2 separate regions of the Homo sapiens genome follow, and region 2 is linked to region 1. Evidence: chromatin loops called from intact Hi-C (ENCODE). Cell type or tissue: pancreas. All regions are shown on one strand.

Region 1 (5,000 bases):
TGGAGAAAAAGGAGCTTCAAGAAAGGACTCATCTCTCCATCTCAGTCTTCCAGTGTGCCTGTTGTCTCTCCTGGAGGCCAGGGGTGTGCAGGCTGACCTTCCTCACTGACCCCCGCAGCCAAGAGAGCTCAGCAAGCCCACGGTCCTTCCAGACCAGTGTGCTCCACCTCCCCTCACCTGGGTGCCCAGCTCTGCCTAGGGTGGACTCTCTAATGCTAACTGTGCCTCCAGTCACGCTGGGGACCCTGGCACAAGCCAGTGGTGGGGCCATAGGGAGGAGCTGGGGTGAGAGGGAGGCAGAGCCTGCGGGGGCCTCTGGCATCTCAGGGCAGACAGTGCTGCTCACATCGGCTGCCCCTGATGCCCTAGGAGGCCTGGCACTCAGTCTCAAAACTGGGGTTTCGGTGGAGTGATCCCAACAGCCCACAGACTGCCCCCGGGAGAAACATGTCTTCCAGGCCACAGGGACGGACCGCAGTCACCCAGATGCTGACAGCTCAAAGCAGATCTACTGACTATACTGGAAACTAACTGTGCATTTACTAAAAACGTGGAAGTTTTAAAAAGTTCACATACCCTCTGCTTCGTCCAAATTAATTTTCTGATATTTTTTTTTCCCAATCTTTGCAATAGATTCTTCTCTCTTTGAAAGCCGGGGATCCCTAGCATTTTTTCCATTTTCTCCTTTTATTTTAATAGAATTAGACTTGCCTAGTGTTCTTTCCTCTCCCTGCATTAGAAGGAAAGTCAAAGTTCTACTTTCATTTCAATACACGACAATACATCATTCATTAGTTAGAGAGTAGAAGGCTCTATGAAATAGATTGCATTGATACAGAATTTACATGCATTGCAGAAAAACCATTGCAATGATAAGGATTACAAACAAGAATAGCATTTAAGGCACAACCACTCCCACCTCAGAAGAAAAGAAAGCCAGTCCTTCACAGGTAAGAGGGAGCTGGGCATCGGCAGGGACGAGAGAGACCCCGCCAAGGAGCGTGGGGGAGACACACAGTGATAAGCAGGCGGTAAGGAAGCACCAGGGCACTGCGCAGGGCAGGCGGGGGCCACAGCGAGAGGAGCAGGGCACAGGGTGGGCCAGGGTGGGGAATTACCGTAGCCGAGTGGTTTCTGGAGCTGGAATTTACAGCTGTGTTCTGTTTCACTGGCACACCTTTCTGTTTATCTGCGGATGCTAAACATAAGAAAGCTTTATGACTTCAGGGACTCGCAAATCCATCTGAATGTTTCATAGACAACCTGCTCCTACTGTCTCTGAGAGCAAAGCTGTAGAGAAGCCACAAGGCATCTGCTGCCCTTATTCACCACGCACAGCCCTGAGGGGAGTCCCCATGGGACAGGAGAGAGGGCCCGTCCTCCACGCACACAGCCGGGCTCCGTACATCTAACTAGGGACTTGCTGGAGGAGTGATGTTGAAATTGAAAAGCTCATTTCATATACTATTTGGCATAAATATTCTCTAGAAAGTCAGAGTCTTACATTTATGACATATTTTCTTTCTCTTTTCTTTCTTTTTTTTCTTTTTTTGAGACAGAGTCTCACTCTGTCTCCCAGGCTGGAGTGCAGTGGCACGATCTCGGCTCACTGCAACCCCCGCATCCTGGGTTCAAGCAATTCTCCTGCCTCAGCCTCCCATGTAGCTGGGATTACAGGCATGTGCCACCACACCCAGCTAATTTTTGTATTTTTAGTAGAAACGAGGTTTCACCATGCTGGCCAGGCTGGTTTCGAACTCCTGACCTCAGGTGATCCACCCACCTTGGCCTCCAAAAGTGCTGGGATTACAGGCATGAGCCACTGTGCCAGTCCATGACATATTTTCAAATACAGCCTTTGCCCCATGCCAGGGCCACAGGCTGGCCTCTGCTGGCACTAACGGCCTCAAGCCCATTTCTGTGGCCCAAATGTGACTGGAGGAGTCGCGCTCCTGCCCCACATACAGCCCTACAAAAACGCTGAGCGCCAAGCTCCACCACAGGACTTGCCTGTACACAAACAAGCCCCGAGGCCCAGCAGGCCCTGGGCACAGAGGGTCAGCCGGGGCAAAGCTGCTGGCCGCCCTGCTGGGTTACACATGCTGTGCCTGCCCCACCTGCCTGGGTGGGTGTCAGGGCCCAGCGTAAGGCTTTCCCTAGAGCAAAGGGTGGGCTCGGGGAAGGGTCTCTGCTCTGTGAGGAGTTGGGGAGGGGAGCAAGAGTTGGAGCTCCAGGACTAATGGCCTCAGCGCTTGCTTCTGACTGGGACCCATGGCCCAGGTCTCCCTGGGTGGGGACAAGTGAGCCACGTGCTCCCTGCGTGACATCATCAGGGCCAACAACCTGAAAGGCAGAGGGGCAGCCCAATGTCACCTGAAGTGGCTCCTCACAAAGTGAGCTCTCTACCTAGAACATCTGCAGGTGGGTTTCCAGAAAGCTCTTTCCAAGACACACCTCCCTACGGCACCTGCACCTGCAGGCCCCAAGGCCACGCCTCTGCCTGTCCCTGGGGACAGCTACAAACAGGACCCACCCTCCTGGGTCTGAGTAACCTTCCTCACGCACGGTTCTCAACAAGGGCTCTAAGGAGGGCCGGCTCCTGCGCGTCAGGATGAGGTGGGGGCCGGGCGACGAGCCCATCTCCGAAGGCTGCTGGCCGGACCCAGCTTCCCCAGGGCAGGACTGTCATGACCAAGGCAACACGTTGGAAAGAGCTCTGTCGACCGCCCGATTCCCTGCACGCAAGGAACTGCAGAACCAGCCCAAATGACCGAGCCTGCAGCCTCCATTTTGCCGGGCAGAGCACAGGCGCCTACTGCCCTGGCTTCCTGTTTTGTGCCTGGAGGGAAGGGCGCCAGATCAGGGCACCAAGGAGGGACCAGGGGGCCCAGACCAATTCTCTTTTGTGTACTAACTCCAAAGCCTCCCCCTCCCCTGGGCCAGCCCCGCCTGCCCTCTCTCCTGCACAAGCCCCACTCACCCCCTCCCCTGCACTGGCCCCGCTCGCCCTCTCCCCTATGCCAACCCCACAGCCCCCTCCCCTGCACTGGCCCCACTCGCCCTCTCCCCTATGCCAACCCCACAGCCCCCTCCCCTGCACTGGCCCCACTCGCCCTCTCCCCTATGCCAACCCCACAGCCCCCTCCCCTGCACTGGCCCCACTCGCCCTCTCCCCTATGCCAACCCCACAGCCCCCTCCCCTGCACTGGCCCCGCTCGCCCTCTCCCCTGTGCCAACTCCACAGCCCCCTCCCCTGCACTGGCCCCGCTCACCCTCTCCCCTATGCCAACCCCTGCCCCCTACCCTGTGCAGGCCCCACAGCCCCCTCCCCTGCGCTGGCCCCACTCGCCCTCTCCCCTGTGCCAACTCCACAGCCCCCTCCCCTGCACTGGCCCCGCTCACCCTCTCCCCTATGCCAACGCCACAGCCCCCTCCCCTGCACTGGCCCCGCTCGCCCTCTCCCCTATGCCAACGCCACAGCCCCCTCCCCTGCACTGGCCCCGCTCACCCTCTCCCCTATGCCAACGCCACAGCCCCCTCCCCTGCGCTGGCCCCACTTACCCTCTACTCTGTGCAGGCCCCGCCCACCCCCTCTCCTGCGCAAGCCCCACCTGCCCCTCCCCTGCACTGGCCCCACTCACCCCCTCCCCTGCACCGGCTCCATAGCCCCCTCCCCTGCACTGGACCCACTCACCCTCTCCCCATCCGCTGCACCAGCCCTACTCACCCTTTCCTCTGGAAGGATCCTTCTCCTCCAAGACAACCCGCTGTCCGTCCAGACTCGATATAGGGGCGCCAAGGTCCAGGGGCTCCTTCTCTCCACTCTAGGGCAGAGATCAGCACTGAATAATTTACCCAGACTGGAACTTCAGGGAACAGATGTGTGTGATCCCACCCGACTGCATGACTGTCCTAGGCTTGATGGAGTCACGCAGGAGATGGCCCCGAGGTGAGGCCTGCCTGACTGAGGCACACAAGCTGGGGCTGAGCCATGCTCCTGACATGGGTCCCGACTACACGACCATCCTAAGCTCGATGGAATCACGCAGGAGGTGGCAACCCTTGGTCGCTGCTACAAGGGGAACACTGACCCTCGGACGCTGCTATGAGGGAAATACTGACCCTCGAAACTGCTATGAGGGGAATACTGAGAGCAGATGTTCCCCTTTGTAAACAAGGAAGCAAAGACAGACAACTTTAGGACCAGGTTTGAGGCTGAAATGAAGCGCCACTAGCCACCGGGCTGGAGTTCTTGTCTCTGCATCAGAGCTCTCCTCTGGCAGAGAATCTGACTCTTCACCTGCCATAGTCACTGTTAAGAAAAGACATCTGAACATGTTTGGCATTCACGATCTGTCAGTCAGGGGAATGACAGCTGTCCAATGCCAGGCGGGAGAGGCTCTAAGCTCCTGAAGGGGCTGGTCCGCTGGGCAGGCGTGGTGGGCCCTGCGGGGGAAGCAGAGGAACTGCCCCAGGTCCCGCCTTCTCCACCACATTCGTGGACACAGGGGGCCACAGAATTCACTGGAGAGGTCAGGAGACAGCGTCCAAGGAAAAGCCACATCCCAAACAACCCATTCCACACGAATCCTCCATAGCCCCCACAGCCTCGGCAGCCGAGGGCCGCAGCTCACAGGGAACGAGCCTGACCGCAGCCAGCCCTTCCACCCTGGTGCCCCCCAACCATGCCACGAGCACGCTGCCACGACCAACCCCATTTTACAGTCAGGGAAACTGTGACACACAGGGGCTAAACAATTGCGCAGCGTCTCCCCAGAGTCGGCCAGAGGGGCACACCTGGGAGCCAGGCCAGGTCTGTCTCCCACCTGCAGATTTCTGGACTCCAGGATGGAGCCTGCAGCGCGGGGAAGAGGCTTCAGGTTACCCTCGGAGGTGGTGTCTGTAAATAATTTAATAGGTTCTTCTTGTTCACTTCAAAGCTCTTGAATAATTTTGAGTGTAGTTTCAGGGAAAACTAAAATCCTGAAAATACTTGAAAT
Region 2 (5,000 bases), 60 kb after region 1:
CTCAGAAGCCCTGTTCCTCGACAGGGCCCCGCCTCTACCTACCATGGCCCCACCCACTTCCCCTGGGCTCTGGGCCAGAGGGTCTACATTAGGTACGACAGGCATGGCAGGCAGTATGACAGAAGGCGGAGCACGTATAGACCAGACCACATCACCATTCCTGGGCTAAGCCACATCTCTCAGACAAAACCAGCATCCTCGTCCCCTGCCTTCCCGTCAGCATCCACCCCACCACACACACACAGGCACCCCCCAACACACACAGGCACCCCCCAACACACACAGGCACCCCCAACACACACAGGCACCCCCACACACACAGGCACCCCCCCTACACACACATGCACCCCACACACGTACCACACACACACATGTACCCCCCCACACACAGGTACCCACACACACACAGGCACACACACAGGCACCCCACACACACACACATGCACCCCACACACGTACCCCACACACACACGTACCCCACACACACACAGGCACCCACACACACACAGGCACCTCACACACAGGCACCCCCACACACAAAGGCACCCCACACACACACAGGCACCCACACACACACAGGCACTCACACACACACAGGCACCCCACACACACAGGCACCCACACACAGGCACGCACACACACAGGTGCACACACACACAGGCACACACACAGGCACACTTTCAGAGAAAGCAATCTGAAGGTTCTGGAACAACAGCAAGGGGTTCTGGGGTGGCTGGGTGAGCCCCTGACGCTGACCTGCCCGTTAACCTCATTGGCTTCTGAGGGGCCTGCACTACTGACAGTTTACAGAGCTTTGGAGGAGACAGTGGTCTCCAGGCGGGAGCAGAGGACAACAGCATCCTGGCCCCCCAGGGCCCCCAGACCCTGGGAACAGCCACCAGCGCCTGAGAACCGAAGGCAGCCTGGGCATGCGTGGGGCCTTCTGCTGAGGGGTTATCACCTAAGTGCTAAACTGATTTCACCTCAGTTCTTTCAGACAGAAACATCTTCATCCCATTGTGTTCCATCGAGGACGGAAAGGAAGAAACACAATTTCACATTGTCTACGTGGTTTATTCGCAAAGCCCACAAAGCAGCCCAGGCTGCTAGGGGTCCGCCTGTTGCTGTCCGGTCACTAACAACAGGGCCTCCAACAACAGGGCCTCCGGGTTCTCCTGTCTCTCTCTAGGCTCCCCCCATCTCCTCTTTTGTGGGAGCCTGTCCTTTTCTGCAGCTGCTGACCTCCCCTGCCTAGCCAGTAACTCCCCTCTGCAGATGGGTGAGGAAAGGGATGGGGCAGGGCCAGAACACGCCTGGGAGAACTCCTGTGACCGCCTGAGGGCCCCAGCAGCAAGTGCCCTGGGGAGACGGGGATGAGCCCCCTGCCACATGGTCAGAGGTCCAGGAGCTGCTGACAGCCACATCCCCAGAAGATTCTGGGCCCCAGCCCATTGCCCCTGCTTCGTGCTCCACCTCCCTTGTTTGGATGGATGTGTTTACTCAGTGCCTGGTGGGAGTCGGGTTCAGACCCCGGGCCCGGGAAGCCCAGCACAGCCCTTCACCAACACATGCATGGCCAGTCTGGGCACAGGAAGAAAGCACCGCAAGGCGGGAGCACCCGATCATGCGCTGCACAGGCACCGCCTCACCAGGACGGGGCGTGAAGAGAAAGTGGGCAGAGTGCTAGCTCGGAAAGGGCGAGCCGTTCTCAGCCCTCCAACGCAGGCCCACCGCGGATCCCAGAGAAGGCGAAGCCCCCGTGTGGTGAGCTCGGCAAGTGGGCATGTGAGCCTGGAGGCAGCTGTGGTGCAGCGGGGACTCAGGCCTGCATATCACCGCCCAGCTGGACAACAGGACATGCTTCCTGAGTACCCAGAGGGAGCCCCTCACCTCCCCAGGGGTCTGTCCTGAGCTGGAAACCCAGGGTGAGCAGGGGGGCAGGGCTAGATTGGAGGAGTTCGCAGATGGGAGCTCTGGGTCCAGCCAGGGCAGCAGGGATGATGGGGGTGGCGGGGCAGAGGGCATTCTGGGCGGGGAGGAGCTGAGCCGGGCAGAGGTGAGGACCCACGTGGGCTATGTCCTGGGGCCAGGAGAGGCCTGGCTAACTGGAAAGTTCCAGTGAAGGCAAAGGGGCCTGTGGGTGACCCAGGGTCTCCAGGACCTGCCAAAGAGCTCCTCCTTGACTCTGGGCCTCCTTACAGACTCACCTGTCTCCCAGGCCTCTCTCACCAGTTCCTGCGCCCACCCACACCAGTCTCTGCTAGAGGACACATCCCGTGATGCCCCAGCCTAACCAGGGCCTCCTGAGCTTTCCGGCCATGCCTGGCGCACAGCTCGACCTGGAGGGAACAGAAGCACTCTCTCCTGAAGGTTTCTCAACAGCAGAAAGGAGACGGGCGCGGAACACCCAGGAACCGGGACGGCCCTGGTGGATCCCGGCCGCAAGCCCTGCTGCCTCCTTCACGGGGCCGGACCACCTCACTCTCAGCTAGGAGGGCGTGCGAGGCAGAGAGGCGGGAACTGGAGGAGCGCCTCTGCTGACTGTGCCCGGGAGACATCTGCAGAGCTCACAGATATGAGCACAGGCCCTGATTCTCTCCCTGCTCTTAACCCTGGAGGCCTCTGGTCGCCAAGCCAAAGGCCCAGGTGTGGCTCCTCTATGGGCAGGGCCCTCAAATCTCCCCCAGCTGGGCTCTCCCATCCTCCTGCCCTCCACCCCTGACCCCGCATAACCAACTAGACAGCTGGCCGCCATATGCCAGTCTGACCCTTTGCAGTCTGCCCAGCACCCGCCCCAGCCCTGTGCCTAACCCCTAACCCCTAACAGTCTGGCTGTCCTGCCTGCCTGCCTTCCTTCCCCATTGCCCTTCTCGGGTGGGTCATGGTGCTGCCCAGGCCAGCACCCCCCAGATGAGGTCCCACCACTGCCTGGCCTGCAGCTGCTCACAGCCGTCTCCACCTCGAGCACGCCCCACGCAACGGTGCCCCATGCAGCCCATCCAGGACCAGCTCCACAAGGCAGGGAGGGGTCAACACTGAGCATGTTCCCCACTGCCTCCCCAGAGCCAAAATAATGTCGGGCACATAGTAGGTGTTCAACAAACATTCACTCAATGAGAAGGCCCTGAAGCACTGAAGAATCCTATTACATGTCCGGAGTTCACAGGATCTTAAGGACAGTTCAGAAAATTTCCCATATAATGGGTTTAAAAAGCAGACTGGTGTGTGAAAGACCAAGACAAGCAAAGATTTCTAAGTTAAATTCTGAAAATAGCAAAGTCGCAAACCTAAGAGACAGGGTAAAAGGAGCTTATTCTGAAAGGCCTGTGAGGATCTCATTCCTACACAATGTGACGTGCGGCACGTCGTCCCAGAGGTGAGTGGGAGGCCAGGAAGAAGCCAACATTATCAACCCAACAGCCAAGAAGGCCGTGTCCGACTCACACTAAGGCTTAGGTCGGACTCAGGGCTCCGTCGGTTTTTGCTGGGATTTACAGCTCTGGATGGGCAAGATCACAGTACAGGCCTCAAGATGGAATCAAGGCAACTCACTGGGGACAGACGCAAAAGCTCCTGCCACCTCCCTCCCTCCTCCCTCCCTCAAGACCTGTCCTCCCTCCCTCCTCTCACCTGTCTCCCTCCTCCCTCCAGACTCCCTGTAAAGGGCCAAGAGTAGGCACTGCCCGCTGTGCAGGCGACACCACGCACTCGACCCCACTCTGCCGCTGTAGCATGAAAACAGCAGACGGAACTGCAGCCCAGGGAGACTCTATTTACAAGAACAGGCAGTGGATCTGGCCGGGGACTGCGGTCTGCCATCCCTGGCCCTGAACATCCCCTCTCTGCCCAGTCCCTGAGTCCAGGTCTCTCCCAGGCTCCAGCCCAGGCTCCTGGCTCCAACAGCTCCCGGGGAACCTGCAAACCGCCGTCACCTCATCCTCCTGTCACCCAGGATGCCCCTTCTGCTCCCCTGGAAAGGTGCAGCTTCTGCCCTGGGTGCAGGAGGCTCCATCCAGTGACCACCTGGATTCTGCCTGCCTTGTGTAGGGTGCACCCCTCTGGGTCCCGCACCCTGCCCAGCCTCCTCTCGCCACGGGGAGGGTCCTTCCAAGCAGAGGTGCCAAGCTTCCTCCTGCAGCAGCCAGGCCCTGGCTCTCCCAGGCAGCGACCGCCAAGTCAGGTGATGGGAAATCAGCCAAGGCCCCCAAATTCTCCAAGCCACACACAGGGCAGTCGCCCTCTCCTTCAGCTCCCGGCAATAAATTTACCCAAAGCTTCTGTCACACTTAAAATATCTAAGTCCAGGTGTCAGCCCGGCTCTCCCTCCCTCTGTCCCTGGGACACCCAGCTGCCCCAGGCCCTGGGCTGTGTCCCAACACCTGCCCTGGCTCCCTCTGAGCGTCGGGCACTCCCCACATCACCTGGCCTCGTTTCCGGGGGCCACGAGCCCCTGGACAGTCTTCTGCTGCTGCTGTTTGTTCAACTCTCCCAAGCAGAGGGCAAGCTCCCAAAGGCAGGACGTTGCCTGGCCCAGCTCTACTGAACCGCAGCTCAGGAACAGTGCGGCCCGACCTCCATGGGGACATCTGCAGGAGCAGGTTCTGCGGATACACCCACCCTGCCAGGGCCTCTGGGTGAGAGGAGCCCAGTGCCAGGAAGCTCAGCACAGGCTGCAGGGGCTGCCCTCAGACACGGAGGCCCCAAGTCACAGTTACGGCAGATGGACGTAACGAGCCCAGGAGCCCCGACGTGCAGCCAGTGATGCGGTGCTAGTGTCGGATGGTGACATCCAAGCCAGAACTCAAGAGATGACAAGGCCATCCCCAGGGCTTATACAGCAACCCTTACAAACAGTTACAAGATTCATCTAAGATAAATCCTGCTTATTTTCCTGGTGAATAGAGAAAAGCACAAATATGAATAAAATACAGTTCCTGGCCATCTCAAGACACGTGCAGAATCGGAGAGGGAAGCGTTTGAAACCACAGACCATGTGACTG

Evidence for each region. Peaks named below come from ENCODE experiments on the same cell type or tissue, not always from the same donor. Only the 100,000 strongest peaks of a DNase experiment are listed, where the experiment ranks them.
Region 2: a loop joins it to region 1, with 2.0 times the contacts of the local background. A loop is called at or near these places in 3 of 110 quality-filtered maps.

What each region holds. Positions count from the first base shown.
Region 1 is chr4:3,424,288-3,429,287 of GRCh38, reverse strand. It overlaps RGS12 (regulator of G protein signaling 12), which reads right to left. Exons shown (of 18, transcript NM_001394154.1): 14 at 3,728-3,824; 15 at 1,119-1,198; 16 at 577-730. Among named protein-coding and RNA genes, the nearest start is that of HGFAC, 15 kb to the left of the region's middle. RefSeq lists a silencer at 4,696-4,847 and an enhancer at 4,603-5,000. In pancreas, no CTCF peak of the experiment used is centred here; DNase peaks (open chromatin) are centred at 2,035 and 2,716.
Region 2 is chr4:3,364,001-3,369,000 of GRCh38, reverse strand. All of the region lies in intron 3 of RGS12 (regulator of G protein signaling 12), which reads right to left. Among named protein-coding and RNA genes, the nearest start is that of RGS12, 73 kb to the right of the region's middle. In pancreas, no CTCF peak of the experiment used is centred here; a DNase peak (open chromatin) is centred at 2,498.